Regions from separate parts of the Homo sapiens genome. Here regions 1, 2 and 3 are each linked to region 4. Evidence: chromatin loops called from intact Hi-C (ENCODE). Cell type or tissue: ovary. All regions are shown on one strand.

What was found. Peaks named below come from ENCODE experiments on the same cell type or tissue, not always from the same donor. Only the 100,000 strongest peaks of a DNase experiment are listed, where the experiment ranks them.
Region 1: a loop joins it to region 4, with 2.0 times the contacts of the local background. A loop is called at or near these places in 39 of 110 quality-filtered maps.
Region 2: it touches region 4 in a loop (4-fold over the local background); 9 of 110 quality-filtered maps call a loop at or near these places.
Region 3: it touches region 4 in a loop (2.7-fold over the local background); 37 of 110 quality-filtered maps call a loop at or near these places.

Annotation. Positions count from the first base shown.
Region 1 is chr10:124,622,839-124,627,838 of GRCh38, reverse strand. FAM53B (family with sequence similarity 53 member B) reads left to right here. Exons shown (of 5, transcript NM_014661.4): 5 at 4,235-5,000. The coding sequence ends at 4,597. Among named protein-coding and RNA genes, the nearest start is that of FAM53B-AS1, 79 kb to the left of the region's middle. RefSeq lists enhancers at 1-859, 860-1,815, 1,816-2,771. In ovary, no CTCF peak of the experiment used is centred here; no DNase peak of the experiment used is centred here; H3K27ac peaks cover 40 bases.
Region 2 is chr10:125,058,309-125,063,308 of GRCh38, reverse strand. The region is part of intron 2 of CTBP2 (C-terminal binding protein 2); the gene reads left to right. Among named protein-coding and RNA genes, the nearest start is that of MIR4296, 28 kb to the right of the region's middle. RefSeq lists enhancers at 1-326, 1,082-1,161, 1,572-1,621, 4,039-4,786, 4,787-5,000 and a silencer at 1,500-1,701. In ovary, a CTCF peak has its summit at 2,021 (motif pointing right); DNase peaks (open chromatin) are centred at 2,008 and 2,311; H3K27ac peaks cover 3,951 bases.
Region 3 is chr10:124,629,819-124,634,818 of GRCh38, reverse strand. All of the region lies in intron 4 of FAM53B (family with sequence similarity 53 member B), which reads left to right. Among named protein-coding and RNA genes, the nearest start is that of FAM53B-AS1, 72 kb to the left of the region's middle. RefSeq lists an enhancer at 4,116-4,968. In ovary, a CTCF peak has its summit at 2,666 (motif pointing left); a DNase peak (open chromatin) is centred at 2,498; H3K27ac peaks cover 2,051 bases.
Region 4 is chr10:124,537,855-124,542,854 of GRCh38, reverse strand. The region is part of intron 6 of LHPP (phospholysine phosphohistidine inorganic pyrophosphate phosphatase); the gene reads right to left. Among named protein-coding and RNA genes, the nearest start is that of LHPP, 79 kb to the right of the region's middle. RefSeq lists an enhancer at 2,518-3,018. In ovary, a CTCF peak has its summit at 2,555 (motif pointing left); a DNase peak (open chromatin) is centred at 2,524; H3K27ac peaks cover 955 bases.

The DNA of each region.
Region 1 (5,000 bases), 85 kb before region 4:
TCCAAGCTGGGAAGCCCTAGGGAGGCCGGCTGGGGCAGGCTGAGCAGGAAACCCCAGCTGGGGCCAGCGGGAATGGCCAGGGCCTCTTTGGTGGCTAGAGCTGAGGTCTAGGGGGTCTGATGGAAAAGGCAGGGCCTCCATCCCAAAGTTGCCTCTCTAGCAGGCTGCTGTGGTCTGCCTTTTGCAGACTCTAGGAGTAGGTCTTGATCCATGTCCCTGGCCACTAGCCTGAGGCCATAGGGACAGTTCCCACTGAGCTTTTTACCTGGGCAGGCCTGTTCCAGAGTAGGTGGCCCAGCCCAGGGCTGGGGCTGGATGTCAAGAGAGCAGAAGTCGACGGGCTGGGGGACAGTTGGTCCTGGAGCAGCACTTTCACCTTGGAATAATGTGTTCATGCAGCACTTTGAACTTAGCCATTTTGCGGCTTTTTGCAGACATTTTTGAGGGCACACAGGCCTCCAGGCTTCCAACTTGCCTGTGCAGTGTTCTTCCATGGGGTAGCTAGAGCTGCTAGGAGACTCTGGGGCGGGACCTTGCCCCGGGGCATGGAGGGCACAGGGCAGCTGCAGGGCCTGGGTGTGGCACACCCTGGGTGTCTGCATGGGGGTTGCTCACGAGGGATGGGGCTCTGGGCAGAACACACACCGCCCCATTGTGGCAGTCACATTCCTTCCTGACAGGTGGGGCTCGCCACCAGCTGGGGCAAACAGTGGGTGGTTCTTGGCTTTCTTTTACTGTGGCTGAAATGGCTGTTTTGAGTCAACGGAATTCTCAAGGTTTCGCTGGCTTTGTGGCCAGGAAGCAGGTATATTTGAAGAATACTGGAGACTCAGTGGCATTCTGGGGTTTGCTTGTGACGAGATTCACCAGCCCTTCCTTGTAGACTCCCCCTGCTTCACAGCAGAAAGGGCCCAATTAGTCCAGATAGCCCTGAACACCCTGACTCGGCAGGCAGGCTGGCTGCAGCCCAGAGGTGGAAGAGTTGCCTGGCGCCGTGATGCCCATGTGGATGGAGTCTGCCTCTGTATTGCCTGTCTGACCTCAGCCCCTTCCAGGGCGCAGTGAGGCAAAAGCCACACGTCTGTGAAAGGTCTAGCTAATGGGTCTCCAGTGCCCGTGCCTGGCTATGGCTAATGCATAAAGTGTCTTACTTTGTTTGGGCTGCTGTGACAAAGATGCCTTAGACTGGGGAACGTATAAACCGCAGAAATGTATTTCTTAGTTAGAAGCTGGGAAGTCCAAGATCCAGGTGCCAACAGGATCGGGGTCTTGTGAGGGCCTGCTCTTCATAGTTGGCACTTTCTCACATCCTTGTCTGGCTGGAGAGGCACCTGCGCTCCCTCCAGTCTCTGTTATGGGCCCTCATCCCATCTGTGAAGGCCCCTACATGACCTCATCACCTCCCAGAGGCCCCACCTTTTGCACTGAGGAATGGTGGGGGGGGGGGGGGCACAAATTTCGACCGTAGCACCACGGTTAGTGCCGAGACCCACACAATCATGGTGGCCATAAGTTAGGCACCCCCGCTACCTGCGCCTTATGCCAGAGGAGGTCAGTGGGAAGCTCCGAGCAGGACCGAGAGGGTGAGCACAGACAAGCGCTGTGCGGCGTCTGTCCGATTGCGCAGGCTGCGCTCCTGCTGCGTTCACGTGCGAGGCCACAGAAAACACTCGCAGCAGGCCACGCCCCAGGCCCCTCACATGACAGCTCGCAGAAAACGCTGGCACGCGTTCGGGCGTCAGGCACACGCATCTCAACAGATGTGGCTGACACCCAAGGCAGTCGGCCTCAGTGCCCTGTCACCCACCTAGAACCTGTTCACAGCATGTCATCCGGGCTGCTCTGGCCTTGACTGGACATGATTATTTATCCTTACACACCGTGGCTGCTCTACAGGCCAAGAAACAGGCTGCTCAGCCAGGGTCAGGAGAAGGTGGGTCAGGCTCCCCGGGGACCTCAGGCCCTGACGCATCCTGGCCTCACCCTAGGCCTCCTCTGTCGGGGCAGCCTGGCTCAGCAGAGCCCGGGACACACGGCTGAGGCCACCCAGGCTGGGCCATCTTGCCCCTGTTTTGTGCCCCCTACTCAGTTCTCCTTCTGTCCTGGCTCAGGTCTAGGCCAGTCAAGAGGGTGGCTGAGAAGCAGGAGGAGCCTCAGAGACCCTCCCCTCGAAAGCACTGGGGCTTCCACCTCACAAGCGGCAGGTTCGCTTTGGGAGCTGCTGGTCCATCGCCCAGGCCTGGCCAGGGGCAGGCGAGGATCCTGGTTGCCGATCCATCGTCCAGGCCTGGCCAGGAGCCGGTGAGGAACCTGGGGCTGTTGTGCAGGGGTCGCCGTCTCCAGCTCTCTGCCGTGGTGAGGGGATTGTGCTGTGTGCACACCACCGGGCTGCATCGAATCCCACCATGGCCCAGAGGGTGGACCTGTGGCTCCTTGGGGGGCCAGCATCTCCAGTCTAATGGGTGCCCCTGCCACTCTCCTGAGTTCCCGTGCAGAGCTCCCCCCAACACCTCAGCCTTCACCTTTCTCAGTTAATCAAAAGATTCCAAAAAAAGCAAACCCATCAGAACGGCTTCCTCCACCGAGTGTTCAGGAACAATGAGCGTGCCCATGGCAGGCACATATACCTTCCTCCAGAGAGAGCGCCTTTTATTTCCCATCCGCTGAGGCTGGTTCAACAGCTTGTTGGCTGTGACAGCCAGTGATCACCTGTATTTCAAAGAGACACACAAACACTGCAGCCTTTGAAAGAATCAGGCCCTCGGGACAGGTCTGTGGTCTTGGCGTCAGCAGGCGTGCGGCGAGGGAGGCGGCGGGTGCTCCAAGGCCCTGCTTTGCTTCCCCAGTCCCCACCCATCTGCTGGGAAGAAACTAAAGGCTGGAATTCCCCCCTGCCCTCTGTGCGCAGCTCTTCCCTCGCTCCCCTCTGCTATTCGACCTCGTTGCTGCAGTCCGGTTGGGGATATCCAGGACTGCGCCGGGAGTGCCCCTCACTGTCTCAGCCTCTGTCCTGTCTGTGGCATGTGCATCATTCTGAGGAGAAGGCTGGATTTTGTGCTCTGCCCTGGGAGCAGGTGTTGAACTGCACCCACTTGTGCACAGTGTCAGCCCTACCCCCATCGCTGGCAGCTGACGCCAAGCAGAACTGGCCTGCGTACCCTTGAAATCCTGTTCAAGCTCTGCCTGCCGCTCGGGCAGGCCCCAGGCTGCCTCCTGCCCCAGGCCAGCCTGGGAGCACACTTGGTGCCTGGGAGCACACAGAGGGAGCACACTTGGTGAGCGGAGAAGCTTCTGCGCAGCCTACTCTCTCTCTGGGGCCTCAAAGGGCCCAGCAAGGCAGGCAGGGAGCATCATGCACCTCTTCCAGATGAGGCCCCCAGCTGGCGAGCACCAGAACCTGGAGCCTGGCCCCTCCTCAGCAGATCAGACCTCCCAGTCCCCAGCACCTGTGGAGGGCACAGGACCACTCCCTTCTAGAGACTCTGTGTCTCCAGGTGAGGCCGAGAACTCATGTTTCCCCAGCTCCCTGCATGGCTCTGTTACACACCAGGCTCAGGACTTCAGCTCGGCCCCTTCTAGCCTGCGGCTCCCGCTCTGGTTGTGGAGAGTGGGTAGAGCGGGCGTCGTGTCGCCCTGTGTGGGGCAGTTACAGCCTGGGCTTCCTCCAAGTCAGATCCCTTCTCAAGGGAAGTATCGCGGCGCGTCAGTTATGTTTGCATAGAGGTCCCTGCTTGAAAAACATTGATTTCACCACCATTGTAGGGTGTTTGGGTTACTCTCTTCTTTTCCATTTAACGGTATGTTGCCAAATTTTTACACACATCTTAGAATGTTTTCTTAAGATAAAAATCCAAGTAGTGAAATTACCTGATCAAGGAATTGGATATATTTTCCCCAGGTTGCGCTTCAGAAAGGCTGTGGACGAAGTGTTAGGAGCATTCCTGTTTCACCGCAGCCCCCCAGAACTGGGTCTGCATCAAATTTGTGTGCTTTGCCGAGTTAGTAGGTGAATAGTGGAATTGCGCGTGTCTTTATGAGCACAGAGCGCTCATTGGCCGGAGGTGCATCTTCATGAGTACGTTGCTCATGGGCCCGTCCTTGCCTGGATAGGAGGAACCCGGGACTTGATTGGTCTTGCCACAGCCTGGTGGTCTAGTTGCTTTGTGGGGTGTGCAGTCCTGGGGCTGCGGGAGGGGAGTAACCCTTAGTAACCTGTGTGTCTGCCCCTCCACAGAACTGTCAGACCTTCAGCAGCCTCAGCTGCCTGAGCGCAGGGACAGAGGACTGCGGTCCCCAGAGCCCCTTCGCCCGCCACGTCAGCAACACCAGGGCCTGGACCGCCCTGCTCTCAGCCTCCGGCCCAGGGGGCAGGACCCCCGCTGGGACCCCGGTCCCTGAGCCTCTTCCCCCTTCCTTCGACGACCACCTCGCCTGCCAGGAGGACCTGTCCTGTGAGGAGTCAGACAGCTGCGCCCTGGACGAGGATTGTGGCAGGAGAGCGGAGCCGGCTGCAGCCTGGCGGGACCGCGGGGCCCCTGGGAACAGCCTCTGCTCCCTGGACGGCGAGTTGGACATTGAGCAGATAGAGAAGAACTGAGGGGGTGTGGGCCCAGGCAGGGCTGGGGTGTGCTGGCATCGACAGCCCCCACTCTGGGCACTAGGTGGGCCCTTGAAGGGGAGCCCAACTCGTGGGCCTGATGAAAGCTTCCTGAGTGGTGTCGGGTCCCAGAGAGGGAGCCCACCTGCTGCCTGGGGGAGAGCCTGGCCTGGCCGCGTCATACAGCGGGTGTGTCAGCCTCTCACCGGCTCCCCGAGCGTGGCAGCCACCAGGTCCACAGAACTACTGCAGCCCAGAGGACAGCTTTGAAGTTTGCGTCTTTTCTGCCTCTTTCCCTGTGGGATGTTGGGCAGTCTCTGTTGTCCCCGGCAGAGCTGGGCACCGCTCTGTATCCCCCTGGTGGTGGGGGCTGTCAGGGAGGGCCTGGGGTGGGGGCCAGGGG
Region 2 (5,000 bases), 520 kb before region 4:
TCTTAAGTATGATGTTTTTCCCCACCAGACCGATTCGCCCATGCTGTTTCCACATCAGAGATGAAGATGTGCGCAGAGTAACACGTAATTAGCTTTCCAGATTGCTTCGTAGAAGGATAATGTGATAATTTTCCCATTGTTCGTTTTTGGTTCCACCAATGATGGCCATTTAGCACAGCACACAGTTGCGGCTGAGGTCCAGCTCGAGGCTGGCCGAGGCTGTGCACAGCTGCCCAGGGCCCTGCCTCGCTGCTGGGGAGCTGTCCTTTCTTTGGCTGAGCTCTCTTCCTGTGGAGGCCCAGCCTGCTCACTGGAACGCCAGAAAGATCATCTGAGCATAGTTGTCTGTTCAGCCAGCCTCTCTTGGGGCCATTAGGAAAACGGGTGCACAGCAGATGTTGTTCCTTGGGTGCCCTCAGTGGTTTATTTTTTATTTTATTTTATTTTTTTGAGATAGAGTCTCGCTTTGTTGCCCAGGCGCCCAGTGGCGCAATCTCAGCTCAGTGCAACCTCCATCTCCCAGGTTCAAGAGATTATCCTGCCTCAACCCTCCTGAGTAGCTGGGATTACAGGCGTGTGCCACCGCACCCGGCTAATTTTTTGTATTTTTAGTAGAGAGGAGGTTTCATCATGTTGACCAGGCTGGTCTTAAACTGACCTCAGGTGATCCAGCTGCCTTGGCTTCCCAAAGTGCTGGGATTATAGGTGTGAGCTACCGCACCCGGTCCCTCCGTATTTTTTATTACTGATGGCAGCGACCCTAACCCTAACTCTAACCCCTCGCGCTGAGTTCTGCTGCGTGCTGCCAGCGGGTGTCTGCTGTCCCAGAACCTCCCCGCAGCCTTCAGAGTTGTCCCCACGTTACAGTGTTAGAGCTTTAAACAGGACAGACTTAAAAAAGCAGATGTCCTCATCACCCTCATTTCACGTGCGTTCTCTTACAGACACACCCTACTAGGCCATTATACAGTAAACCCTAGCTTCTATTACATCAACAAATAGTTCAGTGTATTTTCCTAAAATAAAAGGACTAACATTTGCTGAGTTTTGAGAGCACCCCTGTGTCCCCCCATTCAGGGGCACCTCTTTCTAGTAGTCCAGAACCGAGGCTGGACTCAGTCGTCCCCTGCTCACCCCGTTTTCCCCTGTAGGCACCGTTTTGAGTCCGCTGGGTTCTGCTTCTCCAGCCCTGGTGGGAGCAGTCGCTAAGGGCCCTCTCGGTTTAGCAATTGAAACAGGAAGTGAAACACACAGGAGTTTAGGTCCATCACAAACTCAGGGCGTGGACGATCCCTGGGCTACCCGGCTTCGGTCCCACCTCCACCCCAGCTGTGTCTTTGGCCCGTTGTTTTCTACCCTGGGCCTCTGTTTAGTCATTTTAGATGAGGAAAGCATACCTGGTTCCTAAGACTGTTGGGAGGAATGAGTGAATTCATGCAAAGTGACGGGAACAGTGTCCAGGATGCCGTGAGCCGGGGAGCCTGCTTATTGCTACAGCTGCTCCTCTCAGTAAGGGTGTGACAGTTGCAGTGACCGTGAGGAGGTGGCACCTCACCGAGGTGCATCTGAGAACCCAGGAATGCAGGCCAGCTCACAGGTCCAGGATGCTGCACGGGGGCTCCGTCTGGCCTGTGGTACCAGCTCTCAGTTGCCTCTGGCTTGGTGTGGGGGCCTCAGGCTTTGCTGCCGTAGACGCTGTTATATCCTCCCATACCCAGATCACCTGGTGTCTGAGTCCCAGGCCACTCCTGGAACTGGGATGTGTGGGATTTGGTGTCAAACTGGCTGTTCCTTGGAGCAAGGAGGAGGAGAGGTGAGGGAGGTCCTGTTCCTGGCGCTGCAGGGCCTGTACCCCTTCCTGTCCACAGGCCTTCTCTGGCCTTCCCCTGGGGCAGCTAGGGGTGTGGAGCAGGGCGGCTGCCAGTGGAGCCACCGTCAAGGGAAGTGTGGGTGTCGCCCCGGATGCCCAGCGAGAGCTTTCCCCTGAACCAGAGTGTCTGGTGCCAACAGCGCCACCAGAGGGGGCCGTTCCACTGGAAGTCCTATCGGGAAGTATTTTTACAGCGCTTGGCTGTCCTTGCAGACGAAAATAAGATGTTTGCTTTAGCAATTTGCTTAGCCCTGAAAACATTCCTAGACAATGCCAGGGCCTTAGTTGAAAATAGTATGCTCAGCTTGCTGGGATGGTCCCAGGAAGGATGTTTTGAGTGAAAATAAAATGGTACATACCAGGGCTGTTTGCCACCGCAGGAATCCTGGGAGAGTTCAGCATTGAGGGTTGCCGGGAGCCGGGATCTAGCAGGGGCTGGCTATGGGCTGCCCTAGCGTGCACCCCTGGGGCCGACCGGAAGATTCCAGAACAGGGAGAACTGTCTGCAGGTGTCACCCTGCATGTTGCTCTTTCCTCCCTTTGCACCTTAGCACACCAGCCCCCGCGGGTCAAGAGGGGTCTCCAGCTGCGGTCCACAGTCCTGGCCTCGGCTTCGTGTCCTCTAGGTTGGGGCACCGGCCTCTCTGGGGAAGCCTGCCCGTGTGCTTCTTATTCCTCGACTGTGAGAAACTTCTTTATCCATCTGCAATCTCTCCTCTTGGCTTCCCCTCTCTCCTGGTCATGGTTCTGCCCACGCAGAATACACCCAATCCCTCTTCCGCATGACTGCCCTGCACATAATCACAGGCAGAGATGGAAACTCGGGAACGTTCCCTGCTGGGGATGAGCATTGCCATTCTCTTCCACAACACATTTGCAAGTTTTTCACTTGCTCAGAACCAGTGTTGCAGGTAAGCCGCAACAGACACACACATGTACACACACACACACACACACACACACACACACACACACGTGGGGGGAATGGAATATCATGACCAGTAGTTAAGGAAAAATGCATTTCTGTTTAAAAGCCATGTTTTAAGAAAAAGTACTTGAACTCAAATAATGACGAGTGACTTATTTCATGACATTTGTCTCTGAGACAAGGTGGCAAATAGTATGCTATGATCATTTGTCGTGTGAAGAGTGAAGTCAGAGTAACCCGCTCAGCTCCAGAGCTTTGTTTTCCTCTGCGGATTCCCTTGGCAGCATTTCTGTGGAGGATAAAAATAGCACACGGTGCCTTAAAATAAATGGCTGTGGGGAATGCTTGTGTACATCAGCTGCGTGGCCACATATGTTCACATTCTCCATATTGTTCACTCTTCAAAAGAGTGACTGGGATAGACGGTTCGAATCTGCCCGCCATATGATAACTAAAGTGACATGGAAGAGCCTTTGGCCCCCGGGAAGGATGACTCCAGGGATGGGCAGTGGGGCAGGCTCAGGTGTGTCAGACTCGTGGCTAACCCGCGAGGTCCTGCAGGTGAGCCTTTTCTGTCCTTTACCCCATTTCATCCTAAGTGTCTCCCCACAAAAGATCAGCAAAGCCAGACCCAACACAAGCTCCCAAACAGGCCCCTTCCTGACTCCCAGTGAATCCAGACAAACGCTGACAAGCTGACAGATTCCGCCTCCTGGAGCTGGTGGGGGTGGGCGGGCAGGAAATTGGCGGGGCGAGAGGGGCAGCACACTGAGCTGCCCACTGATGCAGTGTCAGTGGCCTTGGAGCATGGCTTCTGGGGTCGACGTCAAAAAACAGTGTGAAAATCTTAGCGTGGACATTAGGCTAATGGGTCCAGGTCAGGTGTGGATCAGGATGGGTTGGTGGTGACAAGCCTTGGGTCTGGAGTAAATTCCATCTAAATCATGTCACTTTTGGCTGGAGTGCAGTGATGCAATCTCTGCTCACTGCAACCTCCACCTCCCAGGTTCAAGCCATTCTAATGCTTCAGCCTCCCGAGTAGCTGGGATTACAGGCGTGCACCACCACACCCGGCTAATTTTTTGTATTTTAAGTAGAGACGGGGTTTTGCTATGTTGGCCAGGTTGGTGTTGAACTCCTGACCTCAAGTGACCTGCCCGCCTCAGCCTCCCAAAGTGCTGGGATTCCAAGCGTGAAACACCATGCCCGGCCTCAATTCACATTTCTGAAGTGAAATTGCGTATGTCTTACCCCTCACGTACCTTCATATCGCTGATTTTCTCCTCTATAAGCCAACAAAACCCAGCAGGATCCTGAAACAACTAGCATTGCTTGTGTCTCCTTTTTACTTAAACACGCCTCCCACCCCCACCGCCCACACTTTGTTTAGCACCAGCAAAGGAGACAAAAGTGACAGTGCCGTCTCCAGAAGGTTCACGCAGTGAGCCTCCGGTATCCATGCAGAAGCCTCCCCCTGCCCATCCTAGTGGTAAGGAAATCTCCTGAAGGTCCTCGTCACCTGCCTGACCGTGGGGATGTGCTTTTGGTGGTGGTGGAATCTCCGTGTGAAGAATTTGGTAGACTTGATTCTCTGATCTCTCTGTGCCTTTTTATTTTGAGACAGAGTCTCACCCTGTCGCCCAGGCTGGAGTGCAGTGGCATAATCTTGGTTCACTGCAGCCACCGCCTCCCGGGTTCAAATGATTCTTCTGCCTCAGCGTCCTGAGTTGTGGAGATTACAGGTGTGTGCCACCACACCTGGCTAATTTTTGTATTTTTAGTAGAGACGGGTTTCGTCATGTTGGCCGGGCTAGTCTCGAACTCCCGGCCTCAGGTGATCTGCCCACCGCGCCACCACACCTGACTAATCTTTGTATTTTTAGTAGAGTTGGGGTTTTGCCATGTTGGCCAGGCTGGTCTCAAACTCCTGACCTCAGGTGATCTGCCCGCCTCAGCCTCCCAAAGTGCTGGGATTACAGGTGTAAGCCACCGCGCCCGGCCGTGGCTTCACATTTCAACAGGGGAATAGTTGCGACACACGCCCATGCCTCGCTGTGTGAACACCGTCCTCCAGATCCTTGGCGGTTAGCTTGGAAAAGGCAAAACTCAGGGGGAGAGGAATGGATGGTTAGATCAGGTGAGAGCACCTTTATGGGACGGTGCCCAGGAGGCATCTTGTGAGGACGCAGCACTGTGTGTGCA
Region 3 (5,000 bases), 92 kb before region 4:
AGAAAGTCCATACCCCTTAGCAGTCACTCCCCGTCCCCTTCAGCCACCACCACTCCCAGCCACTGGCAACCACAAAACTGTGTTCTGTCTCCATGGGTGTATTAGTGCGTCCTCACGTTGCCATAAGGAAATACTTGAGACTGGGTAATTTTAAAGGAAAGAGTCTTAATTGACTCACAGTTCCACATGGCCGGGGAGGCCTCTGGAAACTTACAGTCATGGCGGAAGGGGAAGCAAACACATCCTTCTTCACATGGCGGCAGGTGAGAGAAGTGCTGAACAAAGCCCCTTATAAAACCATCAGCTCTCGTGAGAACTAACTATCACAAGAGTAGCATGAAGGTAACTGCCCCCATGATTCAGTTACCTTCCACTGCGTCCCTCCCACGAAACGTGGGGATTATGGGAACTACAATTCAAGATGAGATTTGGGTGGGGACACAGCCAAACCGTATCAGTGGGTTTCCCTATTCTGGACATTTCATATCAATGGATCCATGAAATATGTGGCCTTTTGCGTCTGGCTTCCTTCACTTAGCGTCATGCTTTCAAGGGTCATCCACACCGTAGCATGTATCAGTATCTCCTTTCTTTTTATGGCCAAATAATATTCTGTTGTACAGCTAGACCACATTTTATGTGTCCATTCACCAGTTGATAGACATTTGGGCTGTTTCTACTTTTTGGATATTTTGAATAACACTGTTGTAAATGTTTGTGTACAAGTTTCTACATAGACATATGTTTTCATTTCTTAGACATGGAATTGCTGGGTCTGATGGTAACTCTGTGTTGAACATTTTGAGAAGCTGCCAAACTGTTCTCCGCAACGACTGTACCATCTTACATTCCTACCAGTGCTTTTGGCATTTTTTGACATGTAAATGTTTTTATCAAATTTATTACTTATTTCTTTTATGGCTCTGGATTTTGAGTTTTAGAAAGGCCTTTTTTTCTCACGAGATGATAAAGGAAGTCTCCTGTTTTCTTCTAGTACTTTGATGGGTTATATTACACTCTTTGGTCTGTGTTGAGTTTATCTTGTATGTGGTGTGAGTATGGAGCCAGCATTTTCTTTAATGTAGCTGCCTGTCTGTTTCAGTACCATCTGTTGAGAATGCCATCTTTTCTCCTCTGCTTTGAGATTCTACCCTTATCATATACCAAACTGGGTCTATTTCAGAACATTCTGTTTCATTGGTCTCTGTAGGTATGCATGTACGTTCATACTAATATGCTGTTTTAGTTATGGAGGCTTAGTAATGTGTTTTGGCATATTATATGGTACGGGCTAGTCTAGGAGGGTTAGCTTCCCCACTGTTCTTTACAGAGTTTTCCTGACTAATCTCACTTGTTTATTTTTTCATTAAAAACTTGAAAATTAGTCTGTCTTAAGACCATGGGGATTGGGAGTACTGTTGATATTTTAGATTGGGATCATATTAGACTTCTGAATTAATTTAGGGAGAATTTACACCTTTTTGAGGTTGAGTCTTCCTATCCCTCACACAGGATTTATTTCTATTTGTTCAGTCTTGCTTTTCTGTTCTTTAAAGTTTTTTTTTTTTTTTTCTATCAATTTTCCCAGTTCTTATAAGTTCATTCCTGGGTATTTTATCTTTTGTGTTGCTGGCGTGTCTTCTTGCTCTTGAAAGCAGATTGTTGTTAGCAAGAGTGGTTGGATATAAGCAGAGCTCCCAGACCCCTTTGCTGTGGCCTTGCTGTGTCCACAGAGAGACAGAGGCACAGTTGTGGGGTGGAGTGTGGGAAGGGGGGATCGCACCCTTGGTGGTCTCTATTTATCCCTCCAAACACTTCTGAGGCTTTGAGGCTCTTATTAGCCTTGTACACATGAGAAACTGAGGCACAGAAGTTTAATGATTTGCCAAGTTCCCTCAGGGCACACCCGAGCTGGGATTCCAGCCCAGGCCTGTCCAGCCCATACTACCCCACCGTCCTGCCGGAGGACTGCATGCTTTCCTGAGCACAGCCCAGAGTGATGGGGTGCGATTGCACATCACGCAGCTGTGCAGTCTGGGGCATGTCCCTTCTCCTCACTCGGCCTCTGTCTGCTCATCTGCAAGAGTGGCTAAACCAGTTGGTGATTTGCTCACTTCTCCAAGAGTGTGCCCTCCATGGAAGACAATATCTGGAACAGAGTTGTGAGCTGCTGGGGTGGAGCCCAGAGGCCGTGCTCAGCAGTCCTGTCTTCAGCACCCCGATGTGGCCCCAGGCAGCTGAATGCGAACGAGTGCCCACCAGCCCCTCTGAGAGCCTTGGACATACCTTCTGCATCGCTAGTCCTGCTCAGAAGCCACCCCCAAAACTGTGAGCCCTGCTGGTCGACTCTATTCAAGGTCTGTGGGCGCAGGCAGTACATTAGCCTCGGCCCCCCGCCAGAACCCTGTGTGCTTTGGAAAGGTCCCTTGACTTTTGTTAGGCAAAGAATTCTCTTCACGCCAAGCTGCGAGCGAGGTGGTTTCACGAGTCCTGTCCTGAGTGTGTGCTGGCTGGAATGTACACCACAGAAACAAAATGTTTGTTTTCCAATTGTGAGAGCACCGGGAGGCCCTTTGGCGTCAGCTCCCACACCTTCTGTGTTCGGGCAGGCCATCTGCCATCTGGGGCCTGGTGCAGAAACGTCGCCACCGTGTGGCCTGTGGGGTGCCCTCGGAGAGGGGCCCCTGGGTTGGCCACCATTCAGAGGACACGCGTGGCTCTGGGCCTCCAAGGTCTGTTCTTACCCACGGCATCCTGGGGTGTAGGCCTCAGGACCCCAGGGCTGTGCAAACAGAGGCCCAGTTGGGAGGGCCGACCGGGTGGGCCCTTCCTTCCTACCTACCCTCTGCCCCCAGGCTGCACGATGCACCCACTGTGAACCAGGCCGTGGCATGTGGGGTCAGGGTTCCCTGCACGCTTGGCAGGAAATGGGGTACACACAGGAGCTTGGGCCTGCTTCCGGAGTGGCTGCTGCAGAGGCGGGTTTTGGTGGGAGAGAAGGAATCTGCCAGTGAAGAGGGAGACAGGGCGGGGCCGTCAGGATGGTGCTGACCCAGGGCTGGTGCAGAGGGGGTTTATGTGGCTGAAAGAGGTTTGCTATAGAAGGAGTCAGAGCCTGAGTGGGAGCAGCAAGGGCGGAGGGCCCAGGAAGCAGAGCCTGAGGAAGAGGGGCCTTGGGAAAGGCCAGCCCGAGAGTGGTGGCCGGGCTCTGGCCTGCGTGGCGGGTTTGGCCCGATGAGCACCACTCTGGTGAACTTGACAACTCCCCAGGCCAACGGAGTGACTTTCTAGGGCTCCGTTATGAGTAACCCTCTGTTGCTGATAGCCCACGGGATGAGTGGAGTCCACAGGGCACCTGCTGGAGCCCACGCTTGCCTTCCTTGGGTCTGGCAGGGGAGATAGTAGGCTGGGCCTGCTGGCCCTAGGTCCGTCTTCAGAGGCCTGGGATTTTAGGTGTCTGGGCTGGGGATGGGCTGTCCCCAAGATCAACTCCTCCTTCCCCCACTCCTTCAGCCTCCGGAGGCCATAGGTAATTTTCCTTAGAGTCCTTGTCCCCAGCTGGGTCCTAGGCCTCGAGTTACCGTAGGCAAGGCTACACTGTGTAAAGAATCCAGCGGGAGGGGTGCCCCCAGGATGCACAGCATGAGGGCCCCAAGAGAGCCACCAGAGCGGGGACAGCAAGGCCAAGGGATGGCTGGGGGTGTGGAGACCATGGAGAGAGCCCCAAGCTGGTGCCACCCTTCCCGAAGTGACTCAGCGTGGCCTGGACTGGCCGCCACACAGCATACCTGGCTCTGGCACCACCTGGGCCTCCCAGATCTGGAGGGGATGTCAGATTTGGGGCAAGATACCTTGTCCACAGAAAAGGAAAAATGGCGCCTGCCCTGTGAGTCTGACCAGTCTGAGACAGTGCCGCCAAAGTCTGTCCCCTGCTGTACTGGCTTCTGGAACGGGGTGACCACAGTCTGGCTGGCATGTGGCAGGCGCTCAGTACACATTTGTTGGCCTCTGCAGAAATGAGCTAAGGAAACTGTCACAGGAAGGTGGGAACTTTCCTAGTAACTGACCAGGGCCAGCCTTCCACCCTGAAGATATTTACCACCCCCACTGGGCCATTTGCTTCTAGAACCTGTGGTCTGGGAAGAGTCTTGAGTATCCATTGCCAAATCAGTGGAGCTTCCAGGGCCCTGGAGTACCTTCCCGCTCCTGGCAACCTGATTTCCCTATTTTCAGGCCCTGGCAACCTGGCTTCCCCATCTGGGTTTTGCTGCCAGTGTTGCCCTGATTCCTGAGGGTAAGGAGGCAGTCCAGACTCAGAAGGGCTGCCTCTTTGGGGTCCAAAGGTGGTAAGCATTTCACAAAAATGGGCTGGGCATGATGCTGTCCCCCGCTTTTCTTTTTTTGGAGAGACAGGTCTTGCCCTGTTGCCCAGGCTGGAGTACAGTGGTGCAATCTCGGCTCACTGCGACCTCTGCCACCTGGGCTTCAGTGATCCTCCCACCTCAGCCTCCCGAGTAGCGGGGACCACAGGCATGCGCCACTATGTCAGGCTAATTTTTAGTTTTTTTGGTAGAAATGGGGTTTTGCCATGTTGCCCAGGCTGATCTCAAACTCCTGGGCTCAAGCAATCCACCTGCCTTGGCCTCCCAAAGTTGTGGGATGACAGGTGTGAGCCACCCCGCTTGGCTGATGCTATCCCTTTTTAAGACTGGGCACCAACACGGCCCTGGGCGAGCAGCTGACCTGGCCTACACAGGAGGTGGCTGGGCAGCAGCAGAAGACCAGATGCCCAGGGGAAGGGCCCTGCAGAGCCTGGGCAGTCAGCCCCTAGGGAAAGGTTGGCCATGCCCACAGCCTTCGAGGCATCTCTAGCACCTGCAGCCTCAGAGGAAAAGAAGCCACCACCACCTGACCCCTCTGGCCCCAGGGGCAGGGGCAGCAGCTTCCTGTGAGAAAGAGTACGGCCTTCACGCAAAATCCAGATTTACCAGAGATGGGTT
Region 4 (5,000 bases):
CACTGATGAAAGGCAGGCAGGCGCGTCCACAAAACCCCATGAACGTGAGGGGAGGCGAGAGGGCAGAGGGGAGAGTAGGGGCAAGGAGGCGATCAAGAAGAGGCAGCAGGGCGGGGTGAGCCCCTGGAAGGAGGCAGAGAGGTGGGCTTCTGGGAAAAATGGGCCTCCAGCCTGGCTGGGCCCCAGGGTGCACAGGGCTGGGATGGGGACCAAGGTCTTCTGGTAACTGCCCCCTCCCCCAGGCTGGTACCAGCCTGCCCCTCTCTCTGGTCCCCACCTGGGGATGCAGGAGAGCTGCAGGCTGAACTGGAGCAGGAGAAGCTCTGATGCAGGAGGCGGCTCCATTCCCCCAGCGCCCTCTCCAGTCCCAGGGAGACCCTGGACCTGAGCACACAGGCTGGAAACAGACTGCCAGGGCCCAAGTCCCACCTGCTGGCTGCATCCCCTCAGGTGGGTCCTAACCTCTCTGTGCCCTCACCTGTAGGTGGAGATGTATTCGTACCTCTCTGGCTGTTGTGCAGGTATCTGTAAACACATAAGTGCTGGATAACTTCAAGGTCAGTAAATAAGTGAAGGCGCTTGGTGGCTGAGTCCCACAGCCTGGGGTCACAGTCCGATCTGTGCAAGCCCCGTGCCCACCAGAGCCACTGAAGGCATCTGTGTTCCATGCTGGCCCGAACGCCAGCCCCAGACCCCAGACTGCCCCAGGTGCTGGTCAGCTCTAACTGCGGTCCCAGGCACAGTGGGAAGGTCATGGGGGCAAATGCAGATGGAGCCTTTGGTGAGGCAGCCACCGAGTCTGCAGGGGCTTCCAACTCCAGGAGCCTCAGCTGGAGAGGTGTCTCAGGAGAGACCCCTCAAAGCCCCCTCCTGCTGTCCGTTTCATGTCTGGACAGGGACAGCATGTGGGCACAGGGCACTCTGCGAATGACCAGATGTCAGCATCTCCCCAGGTAGGAGCTGGGGAGGCAGCACCCTTGCAGTGGGGAAGTAGGGGTGAAGGAAAGGTCACCCCATCTGGGCCGGGGCCTGGCCCGCCCAGCCCACTCCACTCTGGTCTCCAACATTGCAAATTTGTGCAAATACCATTAGAGCCCTCCCCAGTGTCCAGCGTGTTCTAAGAAGCCCTCGTAGCTTGTACTGAGGGATGACGTCATGGGAACTCCCACCCACAGAAGCCCTCCAGGGCCTCAGTGCCCCCTCGAGTGCCCAAGGCATTTGCCTAGACACACACTGTCCCCACGGGTGGTCCCAGGCTCACGCGGGGGTCCTGCAGACAGGCATGAGACTTTCGAGCCTCAGCCTGCCATTCGAGATATGCTAGGGACACCAAACGCCCAGGTGGAATTCCTCAGGGTGGCCATGAGCCGCAACTCCGTTAGGTCTGGGGCTAGCAGAGGCTGGCTCTTCTGCCACCTCAGGAACTGCATCCCATGTGGCCATTTTGAGCCACAGGCAATGTTCTTGCAAGGCAGAGAGCTCCTTCCTGGGCTCTTTCCACAATGAACGCCCGCCACAAAGCAGCCCTCGATAAAGTCAGCCTCCCTCTGATCAAGTTTGGCTCCAGCCCAAATTGTCTATCCTGGTACTGCAGGCTGGTCGTGTCGGCTGTGTCCCCCAAGCACAGTGTGCAGGGGCAGCGGCCCACCTCCAAGCTGCCTCTTGGTGACTCACCATTCTGGGTGGCTCAGAATACATCGCACTCCAGGACTCAGGCACACTGCGTGGGTATGGCAGGCTCTCCTCCGGCCATCCCAGGGCCCAGGGCCACTTTGTGATTTGGGGGGCCCCTTCCTCCATTAAAAAAGCTGTTAAATAATTTAATGGATTTTTGAATTATTATTTCTAAAGTGAGAAAAAACATTAAAACATTTTCTTTGGCCCTAAATGTTCCAGAGATATTTTCCTTCTAATTTTAAAATAAATTAAACATTTTCTTGAGCCCCTAAAGGCATCGTGTGTCCAGAACCTGCTAAAGAAGTGAGCCCAGGTTCCTCTGGATCCAACTCCCGGGAGATCTGGAGCCTAGATCTAGGGCCAGAACTTAGGAGGACTCTGCCCCCTGGTTTTGGTGGCCACCTCAGTGCAGCCTTTGGGGTCCCGGGGCCTCTGTAGGGCCGGCTGGAGAAGATGCTCTTTCTCTCTGCTGCTGCTGGAACCCTGCCTGTGAGTCAAACCATGGAGCACCGTGAACCCCAAGCCACGTTCCAGGCAGCCAAAGTGCAGGGGTGTGCGAGGCCACCCCGAGCAGCCCCGGATCCCCAGCAAAAATGTCACTCAAACTGCAAAGGCAAAACTCAGCTTAAGGGAGCAGGCCAGTGGGGCCAGGAGCACGAGGCTGTGCTGTGCCTCAGGGTGAAGGGCGCTCGGGGAAAGGGAAACTGAGAGCCGTCAGTGGGGTTGGTGGGCGAGCGGCTCCAGGCAGTGGTGAAAAGGCCCCATCCTGCGCAGCCCCCCTGGCCCTAGCCTGGCCACGAAGCAAAGCGGGAGAAACCAGGCTGGGTCCCCGGCCGCAAGTCCCTGCCGCCCCCTGGTGGGAACCCACAGCCGTGTGGACCTGGAGGGCCAGGGCAGGGCTATGTGCCTGGGCTGCAGGACCCTGCTTAGGTGGGAGCCCTCCTTGTCTCGGGAGGCCACAGCACAAGGCACACCTGCCCACCCACCCACAGCATCTCCACCGAAGCGCACAGACACAGAAACAGCACGGCGCTGCATGAACGGCTGGGCCAGGGCACCTGCAGGTAAACCCTCCCCTCCCCACGGTTATCTGGGGACCCAAGTTTCCCTAAATAATCATACTGATGAGAACACCAAGAAAATGAGCAGAAGCGGGTAACTGCTGAACCCTTGCTGTGTGCCAGGAAGTGCGGTGAGTGCTTTTGGCAGGATATCTCATTCTGGTCTCCCCAGCCGTAGGTGGTAGGTACTCTTATTATGTCTATTTTATTTTTTTGAGACAGGGTCTCGCTCTGTCGCCCAGGCTGGAGTGCAGTGGTGCAATCTCAGCTCAATGCAGCCTCAACCTTCTGGGCTCAAACAATCCTCCCACCTCAGCCTCCTGAGTAGCTGGGACTACAGGTGTGTGCCACCATGCCTGACTAATTTTTTTTTTTTTTTTTGAGACAGGGTTTTGCTCTGTCGCCCAGGCTAGAGTGCAGTGGCACGATCTCAGCTCACTGCAACCTCTACTTCCCAGGTTCAAGTGATTCTCCTGCCTCAGCCACCCGAGTAGCTGAGATTACAGGCGTGAGCCACCACGCCTGGCTAATTTTTGTATTTTTAGTAGAGGCGGTCTCGAGCTTCTGGCCTCAAGTGATCCGCTCTCCTTGGCCTCCCAAAGTGCTGGGATTACAAGCATGAGCCACCATGCCCGGCCAAATTTTTGTACTTGTAGTAGAGATGGGGTTTCGCCATGTTGCCCAGGCTGGCTTCAAACTCCTGGGCTCAAGCAATCTGCCAGCCTTGGCCTCCCAAAGTGCTGGGATTACAGGCAGGGCCACCTCACCCGGCCAACTCTGTCCATTTTAAAGATAAGGAAACTGAGGCCCGAAGTGCCCTGAGCAGGACGTGGCCTTGGGTGCTCGAGTGGCTCCGGAGCTGTGCTCATCTTAAAGATATGCCATTGCCTCCCCTTAAGCATTCCAGGTCCACACCCTGGAGAGCTCAGGACGAGGGGAGTCATTTTGGTTTCCTGATGGCAGACGAGCCACAGGAAAAACTTGGGGGTCCTCTGGTATGCCTCAGGACACCCCAGATTTCCTCAAATCACCCGATTCTCTCAATAAGAGGCCCCGAATAACCACTCTCTGCTAGAAGAAGCCCATCTGCCAACGTTGCTGCAAGCTTATTCTCTGATCCCTTGAGGCTCAACTAAAAATAATTCAACTCCTCCAATATTTAGAGAAATGAAGGGCCTTGAAATGTCAGGGAGGCAGCATAAATCCCAGGAAGTGCTTCCCTCCTCTGCCACGCCACGGCTGCAGGAGCTGAGTGGCTGTGAGAGCCTGCACTGGTCAGCAAACGTGGGCTCTGAGGACCATGACTGTCCAAGCAGTTATGACCTCTGGGCAAGTCAGAAACCACCTTGGGTCTCACTTTTCTGTAAAATGGGATGGGAGAGAAGGAGCTAGTTAATTCCCAGGATTCTCCCAGGCATGCGAGTCTCAGAACAACAAATGGACTATCTGGCAACACAATTTCATCCTCCGTCTCTTCCAGGGTCTCAGCAGCACACTCTTCATAGCAGCTGCACGGCCCAGGGCAGTGGTGTGTGGCCCCCAGGTATGGGGCCACAGCGGGCAGGGGGTCCACCCCACCACTTGGGGGGAGGGAGGCCTGTCCACTATCTCCCCTCTGGCAGGCACAAGGTGGAACAGCTCAGAACAAACAGCCTGCTGCTCCTGTGAAGCCACTGGAGTGGGCACTACAGATGCTCCACAGCATCAAAGCCTCCCTTCCTCACAAAAAACATCCCAAAGGGCTGAGAGAAGGCACCCAGGAGACCTCACTGCCAGGAAGTGGAAAGGCAGCAGCAAGGCTGGGAGCTGCTCAGGCCCAGGGAGGCTTACAGACCCCAGGGAGAGTGACCGTGGGTGGGGAGGGTGCTCAGCAAGCTCCTGAAGCCCCACATGGTGAGCCCCGCATGGTGACCCCACATGGTGACCCCGCATGGTGACCCTGCATGGTGAGACTCGCGTGGTGACCCTGCATGGTGAGACTCGTGTGGTGACCCTGCATGGTGAGACTCGCATGGTGACCCCGCATGGCGGGCCCCGCAGGTGGGAGGACCCAGCAGGTGGGTGGGCCTGGGGTGGGAGGCTCAGGGAAGGGGGCCTGGAATGGCAGTGCCTTGGGGCAGTGCTCAGTCAGAGTGGGGTCAAGGACACCACCGAACCCCCAAGAAGGTCTCCTGTCCACCATGGCCCCTTGGCCGTGTCCTTCCCTTTCAGCACACTCGTGGGCCCTGTGGCAGCACATGAAAGGGGCACAGACCCACACAC